Linked DNA regions of Mus musculus: region 2 is linked to region 1. The links are chromatin loops, found by intact Hi-C in ENCODE. Cell type or tissue: gastrocnemius. All regions are shown on one strand.

Region 1 (5,000 bases):
ACAGCTACATAATTGTGGGACCTTCTGCAAATTAACTACATAGGACCCCTTGTTCATAAATCACTCAGAATTTAAAGATAACACTAGAGGATTAAACCAAGTGTGAACTATCTACACCACCAGACCTTATATGACTGCATAAACCACCAGACCTTATATGACTGCATAAACCCATGAAAATGGCCTGATTTTAAATACATAGAATTAATGAGAGCTCTGTTATTTATCCCTAAGTGTACTCAAACCCCTGTTTTATCTTTCTATTTTTTGTTTAGTTTACTACTGTGAGGGAAGGGCAGACACACATGCTGCAGTACCAGTGTAAAAGTCAGGGAACAGTTTGTGGAGTTGGCTTTCTTCATTCACTTCTTTGTGGGTTCCAGGATTTAAACTCGGATTGCCAGTAATTTTAATCTACTGAGCCATCTCATTGGTACCATATTAGCTTTTAGGTACAGGCTGACCTTGAACTCCGAAGTAGCTTGAATTAGATAGAGATCCTCTTGTACCAGCTTCCCACATGGCTAGCTCACGTGTGTGTACCACCGTGGCTGGCTTTTCTTTTCTTTCTTTTTTCTTAATGTTTCTCTTCTGAGCTATATAGTGAAACCCTACCTCAAAAGGAAAGGAAAGAATGAAAAGGAATATAAGATTTTTCCCTAGCCATTAAAGAACAAAATCAGTCAATGAGTCAATGATAAAAATCTAAGTTCTATAAGCACATTAGACTTAGGACAGAATAGGTAAAGAATGAGCTTTGCCCTCACTTGACTCTTTGTGGGATACATGATGGAGGAAGCTGTCAACCAGAAGACTATCTACCGGACCCAGTGGTGGCGGCGCACGCCTTTAATCCCAGCACTCGGGAGGCAGAGGCAGGCAGATTTCTGAGTTCGAGGCCAGCCGGGTCTACAGAGTGAGTTTCAGGACAGCCAGGGCTATACAGAGAAACCCTGTCTCGAAGGGAAAAAAAAAAAAAAGCACTACCAGATAACTCTCCACTGTTAGTTCCTGGTGTTTAGTTTTCAAGTTGGTGACTCCCAAGTTGAAAACCTGTTTATTCTAGTTCCGAGGAGACAAAACTGCTGAACATTTTACCCTGTTAACCTGGGCAGCTCTTTGTCTCTGCCTGAGGTGTGGCAGGCAGTCCTGGCAAGTGAGTTGCATGCAAGGTATTCATAGCATTGCTTTAGGCATGACTGTGCCAGATTTATGTATGGTAGAGATCTTTAGCTCTGTGCTAGAGATTATACCACCGTTCAGGATGGAATAAAATTGAGCATTAGTTGTTCTGGTGGCTGTCAAGGAATGCTAAGTTGATAGTTTTGCTTTTGGTGTCTTTTCCCATGACGAAGTTACCAACCTACTGCTGTGAGCTAAGCGTAGGACTGAGTCGCCTTCTATCTTTAATAGGGTGAGCATATCTTGTCTAAATATAGTAAGGTGGACTTGGCTACTAGTACTATAGGAGACAGTAGAATGACCTTCACTGGTCTTCCTCACTAGTGTTACATTTATATTTAAGGAAATAGAAACACTCTAACAATACAAGATTCAAAAGGTAAAAAATTGTGTACTAGATGAAAATAAAATATAAAAGCCTACTTATAAAAGAATATAGGCAAGCCAGGTATGGAGGTATACACTTGTATTTATAGCTACTTGGGAAGTTGAAATAGATCACAATTCAAAGCTAGTCTTGGTATCAAAGAGAGACCCTTTTTTTTTAATGAAAGTAAGAAAAACAAGCCAAAGTTATTTCTATATGAAAATATACCTAGCTCATGATTTATTGTTTCTGCTTTATTAACCAAAAATTAACAGCTATTGAAATGCAAAAAACAAAGCATAAGCTTTCATGTACCTTAGGTCTTGTACAGTGATGGTTTGAACTTTACAATCCGCTTTGGAGAAAACCATGGTCTACTAGGAAGACTGTTTTTGTGTGTGTGTTTTCTCGCCAAGCTTGTGAGATATCATGTAGATATCACCTACCATGCCTATTTAACAGAAAAAACTCAGACACAGAAATAAACTGACTTTACTAGGAGACTAAATGAATCAACATTACAACCAGTGATGGTGATTTCCCTATGCCTTGTTTTAGCTTATATGGCTTTCTTTTACTTTCTTTTTAAATGAATAATATTTTTTACATTATATGTGAATGAGTGTTTTGTCCACATATATGTCTGTGCACCATGTGCATGCCTGGTGCCCAAGGAGACCAGAAGAGGGCATTGGAACTGAAGTTACAAATGGTTGTGAGCTACCATATGGGTTTGGGGAATTGAACCTGGATCCTCTGGAAGAACAGCCAGTGCTCTTAAACTGCTCAACCATCTCTGTAGCCCCTTACTTTCTTTTTAGAGAATAAAACTACCTCCATAGCCTTTCTATAATGATTATTCCTATGAAAGAAATTCCCCTTCCTATCCTGTTACTATTGTTATTTAATTGATAACAGAGAAGAAAAGGATTCTATTTACAGCAAAATTTCCAGTGGAAGCGTGAAGCCAGTGAACACATTAACCGTTTGGTGTCTTAAACAATATGGAGTCCCATATAGCTTCTGAACAATCTTGCTTGTCGGGCAGCCTGACCCATTTTGACCTTTATAGGATTCTTTACTAGTTGCACTTCTTTTGCTTTGAAAAGCTTAGCAGGTTTTTTTTGCATATTTAATTGCCATAGAAATATAATGATCTCATCTTGGACTGAGGGTGTACTTTCTTTGTTGTTTTGTTTATTTATTTTTACTTACTCACATCTCACTCACTGCCCCCTTCCTGGCCACCTCCTTCTACAATCTTTCTGCCATCCTCCTTCCTCTTCTCCTCTTAAGCAGGTGGGGACTCCCGTGAGTATCCCCGCATCCTGGTGCTTCCTCTCACACTGAGGCCAGTCAAGGCAGCCCAGCTAATAGACATATCCCACATACAGGCAGCAGCTTTTGGGATAGCTCCAGTTCCAGTTGTTCAGTACCCACATGAAGGTCAAGCTGCACATCTGCTACATGGGAGTGGGAGGCCTAGGTCCAGCCCTTGTATGTTCTTTGATTGGTGGTTCAGACTCTGAGAGCTCCAAGGGTCCAAATTAGTTGACTCTGTTGGTCTTCCCATGGTGCTCATATTCCCTTCCGGACTTGCAATCCTTCCTCCTATTCTTCCGTAAGAATTCCCAAGCTCCATCCACTATTTATTTGGCTGTGGGTATCTGCATGTGTCTGAGTCAGCTGCTAGGTAGAGCCTCACAGAGGACAACATGCTCCTGTCTGCAAGCATAACAGACTGTCACTAGTAGTGTTGAGGACTGACGCCTGCCCGTGGCATGGTTCTCAAGTTGGGCTGGTTATCGATTGGCCGTTCCCTGAGAGAGTAGTTTTAAGATTCTCGGTAATAATCTCCTGAACTCAAACTTGATGAGTGTTTTCATACTGTTACATGAAGAAACTGAGCTCTACACTAACTCACTCCATATTATAGACTTTACTAATGGCATGAAAACTGTGAGATTGTAGTACATTTTTTTATAAATTGCTTCTGTGCATGCCACAGTGGACATGTAGAAGTTGGAGGACAACTTTCCCGAGTCGCTTCTTACCTTCTACCATAAGGTCCTGGGAATACAACTCAGGTCATCCGGCGGGGAGGCGAGTACCTCTGCCTGCTGAGAAGTCTTGATGACCTCAGGTTCTGGTTTTTGTTTTGTTTTATTTTGTTTTTCTGTCTACTTCTACATGTTTCCCTGAAGTAAATGAAGTACTCATCATCTTTCAGAGAAAATGTCTAAGACAACAAAACTGACTCAAAGGAATCTGATAGCCATATGTACTGTCATTAGAAAGCCCTGAATCCAGCCTAGTGATGCACACCTGTAACACACTGCAGAGGCCAAGGCAGGTGGGTCTTGAGTTAAAGGCCAACCTGGGCTACATTAACACAGTAAGGTTTCTCTAAAAAACAAAAACAAAACAACATTGGCTAATTAAGTAACTCCTGTGTACTGCTTCCTGTAAGTCAATAGAAATGGGATCTGAGAACTGGAAGCCTCACTTGTAGAAAGAGATATTTTGGATTGTCGGTGCTGAGCTACTTTTTAAATGGCTGTGTTCTGAAAGGAACAGACACCTTATTTTTTCATCCTATTTCACTCATAGCATCTTAAGTGTCACAATCTCATTTACAGAAGAGGAACAGGAAGCAAACTTTCTCAGCTTTATAATATTGGCAGCTTTTCTGTAATTAGATATAAATTGGATCAGATCTTATTCTCTAGGCATACCGTTCTTTCTGTGGCTACCCTGTGGTTGTGTTTTATGTCAATTCTTTGTTCTCCCTCATTCTAGAGATGGAGATATTGACTTCCTGAAAACTATCTTCCTATGGTATTCCTAACTCTAGGCAGTTTACCTGAGGGTCCTACATGTTGACACGTTTACTGTCCCTTGGTTGTCAGCTCACAATTAACACACTAGTACAGAACTTAGCTAAACTACCATTCATTTAACTAAAGCCTATCAGTATACTGTCATATCCGCTAAAGTCAGTAGGAAGGAGGAAAGTCCTTTGTGTAAAAGCATTCTCCCCAGCTGTTCTTCCTTGATGCTGGAAGTCTGGTACCTGGCAGGAAATGATATAGACATGTGTGATAACAAAGTGCCATGAGGAAGAATTACTTGTAAGGCCAGTGGATTGTCTGAATTGATGAGCTTGTCAGCTGGCAGATAGAAACAGGCAAGTTTGATTTCAAATGTGAGGTTTAACAAAGTATAACTTAGTGGGGAGAGGAAATTACTTTAAGAAAAGTTAGGACAAAGGCAGGTAGCATAAGAGTTAATAGCCATGTAAATAGACTTTTTTTTTAAATCCTTGTGTGAGAGGCTTAAAGCATTGGTATTTGTTCAAGACCAAAGGGCCTGTCAAGAGACTCAAGAGGGACAAAGAAAATATTTTTTATGAGTAGAAGGAATTTGTGCATATCAAAGCATTTCTGTCTGG
Region 2 (5,000 bases), 73 kb after region 1:
AAGGGAAAGAAGATAACCACATAAAGCCTCATTTTCCACTAAGCAGCAAATTAAAGTAAATAGAATTATCCTGAAGCTAAAAGAAAATAAAGATGAGAGAAATAGGGGCAGGAGCAGGGGGAGGTTGAGACAAAGTCTCCCTATGTAATCCTAAATAGCCTGGAACCTACATTGAGCAGGCTGGCCTTGAACTCACAGGAATCTGCCTGTTTCTGCCTGATTACAGTAGAATCTGCCTTCTACTGCCTATGCTAAAATTAAAGGCATGCCTTCTCTACCATGCCTGGCTCTGAATTAAATTCTTTAAATGCTACTAGGGATATTTGTAAGTTTTGTAGGAAGCATTATTGTGAACAGGTGAAATACCAGGCTTTTCTGAATACAAGGCATTCAAGTAGCTTTGAGAATCTTTACAGTTGTTGACTTTATTGTAGATAATATAAATGGTGAAATTTTTCTCTTGCCTTTCATTGAGGTCATCTTCAAATTAATTGACAAAGCTCTGAGGATTTCCTTTCCCAGTGTTATTCATACCTTCACTGGAAAGAATAAGTGAGCTCCTTGCCACACCCCTCTTCCGAGGGGACTGCACTCAAACCATCTTTAGTAACTGAGAAACCCCTGTTCTTAACTTCCTTCAGAAATTAGTCTACACTTTACTTAAGAATCTTGATAGACAGGACAGGCACCAAATCTATTGCCTCTCATAAATGGTGAATCCTGATGATCGAATGTATTTGTCTCCTTGATTTTGTAATATAGTTCCCACCATGGGCTTTCATACTCTGCAAAGTCCCAGGAGAGGCTTCAGGAACAGGAGAGGCTTTGACAACTATAGATGCTGGCAATTTGGAAAGCCTATTCCAGTTGTTTAAAAGATTAATCCTTATACTTCTGTTGCTCTAGTACCACTTTAATATATATATATATATATATAATTTACATGAGTACACTGTGGCTGTCTTCAGACACACCAAAGAGGCTGTCAGATCCCAAAGGTGGTTTGCGAGCCACCATGTAGTTTCTGGGAATTGAACTCAGGACCTCTGGAAGAACAGTCAGTACTCTTAATCACTGAGCCATCTCTCCAGCCCCTCTAGAACCACTTTGGGCACCAAAAATCTGTATTAGTCAGGGTTACAAACTTGCAGGCTGCAGTTGAGCTAACCCAACAGTGACTGCACATAAACAAAAAATTCAAGAACCCAGTAGTTGTTCAATCCATGAGGCTGGATACCAAAGCTGGTCTTCAGTATACACTGGAATCCTGAAGAAATAGGCTCTAATGCCAGTGGCTGCCAGCAGTGGCCCAGATTAGAGGTGGGTCTTCCCACCTCAAAGATAATTAGAAGTAAATCTTCCCTCTTCAGATGATTTAGTTAAGCAAAACTCCTTCACAGGTGTGCCCAGCCATTTTGGGGTTTTAGGTCATTCCAGATGTAGTCCAGTTGTCAACCAAAATCACCATAAGCACCAAGGTGGCAATGGAGGCAGTTGTTCATGAGCTTCCAAGTTCAGGCCAGAGTCTGAGACAAAGTGCCTCTTTATATATCTCTTCTACAGGACCCTACTCCTAATGTTATAATGCAAGCTTAGTCTACACAATTGTATACAGGGACTAAGGGGTGAAATTGAAATGTGTGGGATAAGTGAAAACTAACTTGAGATCCTTCTTAAACAAGTTAGAAGCTGAATAGTTAAAAAGCCCAATTGAAAAATGCCAAAGAAATGCACACCTTTAATCCCAGCACTCCAGAGTCAGAGGCAGGTGGACCTTTGAGTTCAAGGCCAGCTTGGTCTACATACCAAGTTCCAGGACAGCAGAGGCTACACAGAAAAACCCTGTCCAAAAAAAAAAAAAAAAAAAATGATAAGAAAAAAGTAAAAGTTGAAAAGGTACTTCCATAGGGAATAAATTCTATTTTATTTAGGCTTGTCCAAGTTGAAGCACTTGCCATACCTATAAGCAAAGGCCTAAAATTTGATGTTTTTAGAGATCATTTGGAAAACATAGAACGCATGTCTAATTTTTTTTTCTGAATTTCTGTGCATCGGCTTCCTAACAATAGTCTAATAAAAACCTCTGTCGTAAGGACCAGCGAGATGGCTTGCTGCCAAGGCTGAGTTTAATCCCGGAGCCCACTTGGTAGAAGTTGAGAGGCCTGACCCCTCCAAGTCATCCTCTGAGCTCCACACGTGTATCATACATGTACCACCACACTCAGATGCCCGCCCACCCACACGTGCACAAATAACAATACAGGTCTTAAAATTCAGAAAAATTAGTCCATTCCATACTTTGCATTCCTGTAGCTTATCTGCTCATTCGTTTGGGCAAGTCACCTCGGGCTCATTTGCACTGATAATTCCTCAGTCATTCTTGTAGCTCATGACTGCAGAATCGCAAAGCGTCAACTAGCAGTATAGCCAGTGAGCACATGAACAGCTTCTCTGCTTTGGCTCACATGTCCGTGTTTTGATTTATTGGAACAGTTACTGGAAAGGATTCTAGAGCCCATGAGTAGTATCCATAATAGTAACAGTTCTTTTTCTCCAGTTTTTAAAATATTCCCTCTTCAACAGCTGGAGATGTGATCAGCAGATCCGTAAGTTTATTCATGCATTTAGCTGATCCTTGAAGAGTTAGTTTGTGCTGGAACACTACATTGTTAGAATTAGAACATTACTGAACAGTTCTGAATGATGACTAGCTTTGACCCAGTGAGACTGAGGTATTTTGTTTGCTTTGTGGTAGCGTCGTTTTCCCTTGTATTAAAAGCCCACAGGGACTGGGGTGTAGCTCAGTGATAGTGCAGGCCCTCAGAGTATGTGTGGAGCCCTGAGTTCACTTCAGAGCGTGCAAAATACAAACAGGCAGCTCTCGTTCATTTCACCTGAACACTGAGAATGACATGTGATACGTCACGTGCTTTCCTTAGTTCCCTGGGGTTGTGATAGTGTGTGGAAAGTGATCTCTAGAATAGAGAAAAAACATCTATGCTTCATCTATGCTTTCCTCCCGGGACAGAGCCCTTCCTGGGAACTTAACTAGAAATAACTCTATTAGCACAAATCAGATGATGAGTCATTACCACACCTTAACTCCGGAGCCTGAGGGCTGTGAGGGACGCGGCCCCCACCACACAGGAATGAGCTCCTCCCTACACTGGGACGTTCAGTGTGCTACAACATTGAATTTTAATTGTCTGTTTCTCTAATTCCCGCCTACCCTTTAGTATAGAAGTTGTGTGTTAACTTAAGTTTGTGTCTAGCACCTAGTACATTAACTTATATATGGTAAATACTTGATAAATCTTTACTGAGTGGATTAATAGGCTTAATATTAAAAGTGAAAAAAAGAGAGTTCAGCAGTGGTGGCGCCACACCTTTAATCCTAGCACTGGGGAGGAAGAGGCAGGTGAATGTATGGGTTCAAGGCCAGACTGGTCTACAGGGTTTGTTCATTCCGGGACAGCCAGGGCTACTAAGATTAATCTTGTCTCAAAAAACAGACAGACAAATATTATTTAAGAGTACAGTTAAAGCTGCCTACTTAATCCTCATATTTGATCATAGAGGCACATGGATGTACCAAGATGAGAACATTGCATAGCAAAAAAAAAAAAAAAAAAAAAAAAGGAATGGGAGGGCAATACAGGAACCTGAACCCCAGCTCTTACACTGTACTATCAGCGTCCTTTTTCACTTCACTTTCCCAACTAGGAAACATGGATCTAAATGTCTTGTGCACTGCAAAATGGGGGTGAGTCGCTCAGCCTCCACTGTGATTGCCTATGCAATGAAGGAGTATGGATGGAATCTGGATCGAGCCTATGACTATGTGAAGGAAAGACGAACGGTGACCAAGCCTAACCCCAGCTTCATGAGACAACTGGAAGAATACCAAGGGATCTTGCTGGCCAGGTGGGTTGTGAGTGGCTTTCTTTGCCTCTCATTCCATTACCTTTCAGAGTTAAAAAATCTCCTTCAGCTACTCTTGCATCATATGGTAAATGACTTGAGAATCAACTTCTTGAGCTGTCACAGGCTGAAATCCTCTGGCTTGATAGACTTGGTTTGCTTCCCTGTGAACAGTTCTAGGCTGTGTTTTTAGAGCAATAGCACAGCTGTCTAAAAGCAGTTGCAGCTGGTGCCAGGGTTTGACTCCAGCAAGTCTCATGACTTGATCTTGACTCTCAAATCTGGGCTATGTTTCCACAGAACAAAATGTTAAATAGCCTTCCAGCCTATCCACGCAGAGGGGCCACCCTCCAGCCCCAAAGAATTGTGAAAATGTGACCACAGCATAGCATTATGGTTTCCACTAACAGCCCTCCCTCCCATTTACTCAGCATTTGGAATGATTTCATCTGAGCCTCTGTCTTGAGAAGCTGGGAAATACCCAATCCTCTGTTTCACAGAAGTTCCAGGTCTCTAGCACCAACTCTGATGATACTTTCACATTAAATCAGAGGATAGGGCACGGGGGTTCTTTTTGGCACAAGGAAAAGGTACCTAAGCATTTGAGGAGAACATAAATATTACATGTTCCCAGACACACACATAACGGATGTTAGGCAATGTCCTCATGTGACCTCCTGAGAGGAAGGACGCTACGTGTCCTGCCAACTTCAGTATTTATTCTGGAGCCCCAGGCTACTGCAAGCTGTTGGGTTGGTTTCCCTTCCCCAGTATACCTCCCCCAATATGTGGTTTTTCTTAGATGTTAAAGGAATCTCAGGAAAAAAATTTAAATGAGGATATGAAGGGCAGCATAAACCAGAATATCACACTTCCTCTTTCCTTTTCCTTTCCTTTTCTGTTCCATCCCGACTTCCTGAGCCTGATTCATAAAGGGAGGGCAAACTCCAGACAGGAAAAAACACAGAATTTGCATCATTAGATCTGGTTTCTGTTCCTAGTTCACCCGTATGCTGCAACCTTCAGAAGTTACTTGGTGTTTCTAGTCCCCACTTGACCCCCATCTGTAAAATTAAAAC

The links. Hi-C counts contacts between places; a loop is a spot of excess contacts. Peaks named below come from ENCODE experiments on the same cell type or tissue, not always from the same donor. Only the 100,000 strongest peaks of a DNase experiment are listed, where the experiment ranks them.
Region 2: a loop joins it to region 1, with 2.5 times the contacts of the local background. A loop is called at or near these places in 6 of 42 quality-filtered maps.

Annotation. Positions count from the first base shown.
Region 1 is chr11:77,364,776-77,369,775 of GRCm38, forward strand. All of the region lies in intron 2 of Ssh2 (slingshot protein phosphatase 2), which reads left to right. Among named protein-coding and RNA genes, the nearest start is that of Coro6, 97 kb to the right of the region's middle. In gastrocnemius, no CTCF peak of the experiment used is centred here; no DNase peak of the experiment used is centred here; H3K4me3 peaks cover 786 bases; H3K27ac peaks cover 5,000 bases.
Region 2 is chr11:77,438,135-77,443,134 of GRCm38, forward strand. Ssh2 (slingshot protein phosphatase 2) reads left to right here. Exons shown (of 15, transcript NM_177710.4): 13 at 3,724-3,924. Among named protein-coding and RNA genes, the nearest start is that of Coro6, 23 kb to the right of the region's middle. In gastrocnemius, no CTCF peak of the experiment used is centred here; DNase peaks (open chromatin) are centred at 2,138 and 4,633; H3K4me3 peaks cover 1,359 bases; H3K27ac peaks cover 4,716 bases.